Regions from separate parts of the Mus musculus genome. Here all the other regions are linked to region 2. A link is a loop called in an ENCODE intact Hi-C map of the cell type or tissue named here. Cell type or tissue: heart. All regions are shown on one strand.

Evidence for each region. A loop is a pair of places that touch in the nucleus more often than their neighbours do. Peaks named below come from ENCODE experiments on the same cell type or tissue, not always from the same donor. Only the 100,000 strongest peaks of a DNase experiment are listed, where the experiment ranks them.
Region 1: a loop joins it to region 2, with 10 times the contacts of the local background. A loop is called at or near these places in 36 of 42 quality-filtered maps.
Region 3: a loop joins it to region 2, with 4 times the contacts of the local background. A loop is called at or near these places in 3 of 42 quality-filtered maps.

Annotation. Positions count from the first base shown.
Region 1 is chr16:96,670,604-96,673,103 of GRCm38, forward strand. The region is part of intron 20 of Dscam (DS cell adhesion molecule); the gene reads right to left. Among named protein-coding and RNA genes, the nearest start is that of Gm32509, 47 kb to the right of the region's middle. In heart, CTCF peaks have their summits at 1,199 (motif pointing left) and 1,402; no DNase peak of the experiment used is centred here.
Region 2 is chr16:96,356,744-96,359,243 of GRCm38, forward strand. No RefSeq gene overlaps it. Among named protein-coding and RNA genes, the nearest start is that of Igsf5, 3.8 kb to the right of the region's middle. In heart, a CTCF peak has its summit at 1,408 (motif pointing right); a DNase peak (open chromatin) is centred at 1,358; H3K4me3 peaks cover 613 bases; H3K27ac peaks cover 408 bases.
Region 3 is chr16:96,818,918-96,821,417 of GRCm38, forward strand. It overlaps Dscam (DS cell adhesion molecule), which reads right to left. Exons shown (of 33, transcript NM_031174.4): 7 at 1,826-2,122; 8 at 807-1,082. Among named protein-coding and RNA genes, the nearest start is that of Gm32432, 62 kb to the right of the region's middle. In heart, a CTCF peak has its summit at 951 (motif pointing left); no DNase peak of the experiment used is centred here; H3K27me3 peaks cover 668 bases.

The DNA of each region.
Region 1 (2,500 bases), 310 kb after region 2:
ACTTAAACCAGACAACATCCTAGCACAAAGTCCCATCTGCATCTGAGGAGCTAGTGACAATAGGTAATAGCTGCTGGGAAAAGGAGAGACATTTTTTGTTAAAGGCGTGGTCCCTGGTAGGTAGATCACACTCTAGGGGCTGGGCCCACACCCAGGAGTATCTGAGCACAAATTGGACTCAATGGATTTTTTAAAAAGAGGTCAGGAAGTTGAGTGGGCAGGGAGGAAGTGAATAGATCTGGAAGGAGTTAGGTTGGGGAGCAAATATGATCAAAATACATTATGCACAATTCTCAGGGAATTAATATAATAATTAATACAATAATTCTTTAAATAGTTGTCAGGGTTATATATAAAAATGTGGACTTAGCTTCAGGAAATAGTACCTCCTGCCTACTTGGTGCCCTTGGAGGCCAGAAGAAGACATCAGATCCTCTGAAATTTGAGTCACAGGTGTTTGTGGGCTGTTACTCGGGTGCTAAGAGTCGAACCTGAGACCTCTGCAGGAGAAGCAAGTGCTCTTAACCAGGGAGCCACTACTCTAGCCCCTAATATAAGACTTTTAAAAGTTATCACAATTCTCTGGGTTTTTATTGTTCATAATAGTGTTGAGTTATTGTTATTGTTGTTTGTTTGTTTGTTGTTGTTGTCGTCTAGCTGGTATCCTGAGGTTCTGATTACATGAACTTGGGGGCTGTGTTGTCATTCTCTCTGGTTGGAAAGCTGGTGTCTCAGTGCATTTCCTGGACTTTTTGAGGTGGATGAATGTTTTATTAGATCTGCTTTTAAACAGCCGAAGAACAAATCTGGTTAATTTACAGCTAATGCGACATGTCTGGCTACATCCAAGGTCTTTAGTGATGTTGTCTTTCGCAGATCTGAACTGGGAGAATAAAGTGATAAAGTGATATAGCTGCCTATTGTTAAATAGGTGTTATGTGTACTGGAGAACAAACACCTCTTTTTAAGGAGGTCTTAGTAAGAACAGTTGTGCTAGGGAACTTGGGGGGCAGGGGACACATTGCCGAGGAGCTACGCCAAGGGACTCATAAAAGAAGATCAAATTAGAGGGCACACCATGTCCTGATTTATCTTCCCATGTTCTACATTCAACTATGAAATCATTTCAAGGGGTGGGGGCATGAAAACACCAGACTGAGGCACAAGAAAAATGACCAGAACTTGTGCTGCCCTCTGCTGTCCATTAATACACATAGCAGAAATGTTCCTGTCTCAAAAAGAAAATGAACACTCCGGCATCCACAGTGCTGGAAGCTGCTAAGAATGCTCCTGGAGGAGAAAAGAATCATAACTCTCACCCGGTTATATACTCTGTGAGCTACAATAGCAATCTGCCTGCGAGGTATGCCCACTGAGGTAATAGTGGAACAAATATCACCGAATTAACAAACCACTCATTGAGATGGAACCCACACCTGATACTGTTAATGAGGCCGATAACATGCGATTAGATATGTCATGGTCCTGGAAAAACCAACTACTTTTCTGCAAAATCAACACAGCAATGAAACCACTCCTGATGACATATTTTATACCCACAGGTCACTGCAATGTTCAACCTCCCTCAGGTTAAACATCCTGATGATGCGTTTTGCATGCATGCATGCCTGTGCACCACCTGTCTACTTGGTGCCCTTGGAGGCCAGAAGAGGACAGCAGATCCTCTGGAACTTGAGTCACAGGGTATTTGGGCTGCTATGTGGATGCTAAGATTCGAACCTGAGACTTCTGCAAGAGAAGCAAGTCGAACATTACCCAGCTAAATAATAATCAACACAGAGATTCACAACTGGACAGTGTGCAGAGAGTGCTCCACTTTGGAGCCCTCTGCCCTAAGTGGACTGTCTTTATCAAATTCCTTCCTTCAGGGCTCAGAGATCTTTGTGGGACAGGAAGAAGAACGACTGTAAGAGCCAGAGGGGTAGACAACTCTAAGAAAACAGTGTTCCAGACACAACAAGTCCGATGCACATATGAACTCAGAGATAGTGGCAGCACAAATAAGGCCTGATGCACAGGTTGAAGTCATTTTCCCTCCCCAAGTTGCTTTTGCTCACAGTATATATCAATAGAAACCCTACACAGTAGCACATGTACTCAGCCAGACTGGATGCCCACTAAGTTTCAAAGATATGGCTATTTCTGCCTCTCCAGAGCTGGGATTATTTGTGTGTGTGTGTGTGTGTGTGTGTGTGTGTGTGTGTGTTGGGGACCAAATCTCACCCCCCCCCCCCGCTTGCACAAAAACACAGCTGAACCACTTCCATAGCCTTCTACATGTTTTTAAGTTTTATGCCAGGAACAGGAGATAGATACAAAGACGGATTAGGCACGATTCCTTCATTTTGACAGTGCCTTAAAATCTTTGTGAAAACATTGTAAATCCAAATCGTTCTTTTTATATTTTCCTTTCTCCAAAATTCCCTCTTTTTCTGATATGCCTTGTTATCTGCCCATGGAAAGTTTAAGTTGATAGTTA
Region 2 (2,500 bases):
AGGCATAGCTTTCACAGAAAAGGGATTGAGAGTTAGAGCATTATTTTGGCACCAGAGCAGGAGGAGAGAGCAAGATTAGAAGGAGGATGCAGAGTGGAATAGCTTAGAAACTATAGGTAACATAAAAAACTAAGAGAGCAACGTGCAGAATGCAGAGGGAAAGAGGAAAAAAGAAGAAGCTGCAGAGAGCAGAAGGAGCAGGCAGGCTCCTCCTTACCATGGGACAGAAAAGGTCTTTTGTTGATAACAAGGCAGACTTAGTCTTATTAAAAGAACAAAACTTTCTTCTTACAAACTTGGGTTAAATTCACTTAGTAATAAAAGGGTAGAAGCTTTTTCTTTTGCAATGTAATAAAGATTGGAGCTCATTTTTCATCCAGAATGAGTTCTTTCTGCATCAGTGTTTGGTCTTTTTCTCCATATGCATATGTAAGTATGGATGTGTGTGTGTGTGTGTAATTGTGTGAATGCATGCAAGCTGAGCCCATCTGATCTGAATAGAAATGTATAAATGCACATGGGTGAACCTGTATGTGATTTTATGTGAGATTATACATATTTGCTTATGTAAAAGTTTTTCCTTCTGCAAGTGGCATCCTCTTCTTCTGGTTCAATAGCAGTTTAAGGTTCCAAACTTCCCCCTAGCCTGACAAGCAAGAGGCATCTGGACAATAGGGAAAAGGCTCTAGCAATTAATCCTTTACTTAATCTTCTGCTGTTTTAGGATGAGGTGCTAAGTGCCAGAGACTGAAGTTTCTGGCCTCAGAAGAACACAGAAGGCAGGTCAGCTACAGTAGCATAGTAAATTAGATAAGTAAACGTTTTATTATTTACAGCAACCCTAAATATTCTGTAAGACAAAGTCGCTTCCTTCTCTGCTGCCTCAAGAAGAACCGGCAAGAAATAAGACTCACCTGGGTTTTACTGTAGGGCTCATTCTGGCTGTGAGACACTCTGTGTTTGGACAAACACTTGTATTGTGACATGCATTCAAATCACACCCTCACATGGAGCAGGAAGCCCCTATTTTAACACACGAACGCGCGCGCGCACACACACACACACACACACACACACACACACACACACACACACACACACACACACACACACACACGTTACCGATTCAGCTCTTTCCCTGACTCCTGCCGACCACTGAGCTTTCGTTTAACCTTATAGCGCCAACTGCATTTTCCCCAGAATTGACCCTGAAGAAGTCACTCCATGTACCTTCCTCTCTGATTCACTTCTTACAGTGTTCGTTGCTTACACTAATAAAAGCCGTAAGCAAGCTGGGCGTGGCGAGTATTAGAACTCTGTGAGGTCAGCACGTGGAGGAGCGGGGGTGGGGCGTGGAGGGGAAGGCCAGAAGGTGGAACGTATTCCTCATGCTGCCTCCAGAGGGCAGAATATGCTTAATCATTAAGAATGACTCCTTAGGGCCTGGCTGGGTGCTGATGTGTAATTCCAGTTACTCAGCTGGCTGAGGCAGGCTGAATCCAAGTCCAGGGCCTGGCCAGGACTACAGGATGAGTTTAAGGGAGTCTGGGAAACTTGGAATTTATCTCAAAATAAAAGTAAAGGGGAGAGTGGCATCAGATACCTTTTGGACTAAATGTTTGTGAGCTGCCAGCAATTGAACCTGGGTCCCTGGGTCCTCTAGAAGAGCAGCCAGTGCTAACTGCTGAGCCATCTCTCCAGCCCCTGGATTATAATATATTAAAGAGTTAGAAACTGGTTACTAAGTTGCTACACTTTTACATTTTAAAACAGATATATGCTGGGTTATCCATAGTGTTTGCCATAGTGTGGTGGTCTCAGCCATATTCTATTTCATAAATTTCCTCCTTTTGGGGCCAGTGATGAGTCTCAGTGGGTAAAAGGCTTCTGCTAAACTCAAGGACTTGAGTTAGAGCCCCAGGACCCACTTGGTAGAAGCCGAGAAGTGACCTCTGCAAATTGTCTCTGACCTATGAGACAGATACACACAATAAATATAAAACAAAACATAAAAATAACTTCTTCCTTTTGCTTTCCTGTATTTTCTTATTTCCTGTAGTAAGCGTGAATCACATCTTTAATAAGAAAAATAATTAAAGCTTCTCATTAAAAATTCATAAAGCTTATTTATGTGGGATGGTGAGTTTATAGAGGATTCTCAGTTTCTCCTTTGTGTGACATTGAACCCATTATACAATTTCTATTTCTGGGGGCTGGAGAGACAGCTCAGTGGTTAGGAACACTTGCTGCTCTTGTAGAGTAACACGATTTGGTTTCTGGAATTCTCAAGAGAGTTTACAACCACCCACAATTCCAGTCCAAGGGATCTGCCACCATCTTCCGGTCTCTGTGGGTGCTGCAGGCATGTAGTACACGTATGTCCTAGTTAAGATCTTTACTGCTGTGAGCTGACACCATGACCAAGGCAACTCTTATAAGGACAACATTTAATTGGGGCTGGCTTACAGGTTCAGAGGTTCAGTCCATAATCTTCAAGGCA
Region 3 (2,500 bases), 460 kb after region 2:
CCATGTGAAATGCACACAGCTTTGCTACCGGGGTGCTAGAAGACAATTCCTAGCACACTGGGAGAAGTCTTGACAACTTAGAGAGGCAGCTCAGCCTGGAGGGTACTTCACACCATCTGCAAGCTGTTTTAAAACACGTCAGAACCTTCTTTATGTTGTATTGCATGTAAAGTATATTACATTGAAGCAAAACCTTCATTTTATTCTTCACTGAGAAAACTGACTTGAGAGGAAAAAGAATGGCTGTTCAAAGCATCTGCTATGTGTCCTTGGTGGACCCAACAGTTCATTGCTTGCTGTGGACAAAGGACTTTGAGGTTGTATTGCCAAAACCTCAGAGATTATCCTGGCAGTTGGAAGCTAGGATTGCATATGACATGAGGCAACAGCTAACTTAGTCAGAAAGACTGGTGAGCTGTTAGCCATAGCTCTTCTGTCCACTCAAGATGAGAACTTGGACCTGAAGTCCTTGTCTACCACCAAAAATCTTTTCCTCTTGGGATCTAAAGAGCTCACTGATGGGGTGTTCAGAGGAAGAAAGATGAACGTTCTAAAACAATCTGATAGAAAAGCAGATAGACAAGCCAACAATGTACCTTCTGAACACTCCAACCTTCAGAGAAAATGTTATCAAGTTCAAGTCCTCTGAGGACCCAGGATTTTATAGACAACACTTAGCACCTTCTCCATCTCACAGTATTCATGACTACCCAACTCTACCCAGGTTCTGTGACGGTCCCATCTTAAAAGCCAGGCTTGGAAAGCAGCGGTGTGGGGAAAATGGGGGGGGGGGGCGGCAGGATTACCTTTCACTGTCACGTGGACACTCTGGCTGGTGGAGAGCTGTGGCTGTACCAGCACATTACACGTGTACTCTCCCTCGTCAACTTCTTTCTGCACATCAGAGAGTTTCAGAGTCCCATTGTTCTCAAACGCCACCTGGCGGTGGTTGAAAGGAAGCAGGTTAGCGTTCTTGTACCACTTGATGGAGTAATACGGATAGCCAATTACGCGGCAGTGGATGTACGTGTCACGCCCCGCTATCGCAGTGATGTTTTTCATTGGTCTGATGCTTGCAGGCCCTGGAGAGACACAAGAAAGCTCTTGAAAATAATTTAAGGGTACATCTCATGGAAAGAAATGGGTACACCTTTCCTTTGGTGAAAATAAATTATTTTTATGCAAGCACACCTTTTTTTGTTTGTTTGTTTCAGTTTCTTGGCATTTGGCATATTCTACTATGAAGGAAAAGTTTTATTTTTCTTCTTACTACTCTTAAATGAGTCAATGAATGTTAAAATCTCTCATTACCAGCTACGTCTATGAAAATACTTTGAAGTACAAGATAAAAGACAGCGTCACTAATTAAAAAACAAAAAGTAACTAGTCTACTCTGCACCATTATGGTCTTCTGGTGAAAAGGCTAAGAGTAACTGATTGACTCTGTCTGGTGGATGATGAAGATGCAGGTTATGCGGCTGTGCACTATGAACTTGAGTTAGGTACCATGGATGTGAAGGCTTACCATGGATGTCATGAGAAAGGAGAAACGGAGAGAGGAAAGGGCATGCAGAGCATAAACCAGGAAAGGAGAGTTTCAGTGGATAGATGTAAGAGGACAGAAAGTAGACAAGCTGACTACAGAGACCAAAATGCCATTTTCAACACCACCGATCAGCGCCATTCCTGAGTAGGAAGGAGAGGGCAGGGAGAGGGAGGAACAGCTCCTCCTTTGCGCATTGCAAGGCTCAGCCCAGAGCATGCAGCACCCATCCCGCTACAATGATTTGTGTGTGTTTGTTCGAGGAGCTGATTTGACAAGCACCTCTTACGTTTATTCGAGCCTGGTACAGGACGACTCCAGCCGAGTTGTTGGCAGTGCAGCGGTAGACACCCCCATCCCGGACCTGGGAGCTGGAGATATTCAGGTAGCTGACCACGTTCCCCTCGGACGTGATCATTTGGCTGATGCGGTGACCGCTGCCCTTGAGGATGGGGTCATCGTCCAGGGTCCAGGTGACCGTGGGCAAGGGTGTACCCTTCACATTGCACACGAGGGACACTGGCTCTGCCGGGCTCACCACTTTCTCGCTAAAGGCAGAAATGATTTTGGGAGTTCCGTCTGCAGGGAGACAAAACAGGAAAGGATGTGGTACCTACACATGATAATCCTCTGTCAAGTTCACTGTTTACGCTCAGGAGAGAGAAAGCACTGTTTGTCAGCATTGTCCCCAAAAGCCTTGCGCTAGGAAAACAGTTTCCAAGGGACACTAACGAATATGAGCAAGGTGACAGCCCTTTCTTTGTGCTCTTCTGGGAAGAGAGGATGATGAGATTGAGAGCTCATAGTAAACACTGAGAGATTCTATGACTGCAGTTTAAGACGTGTGTGCTCCTCCCCAAAGCCACAAACAAGAATTTTGCATACCCCAAAGCTGCTTTGTCTATTTTTCCCTCAGTATTTGTAGAGATGGCTCACAAGGGACCATTTACAATTTAA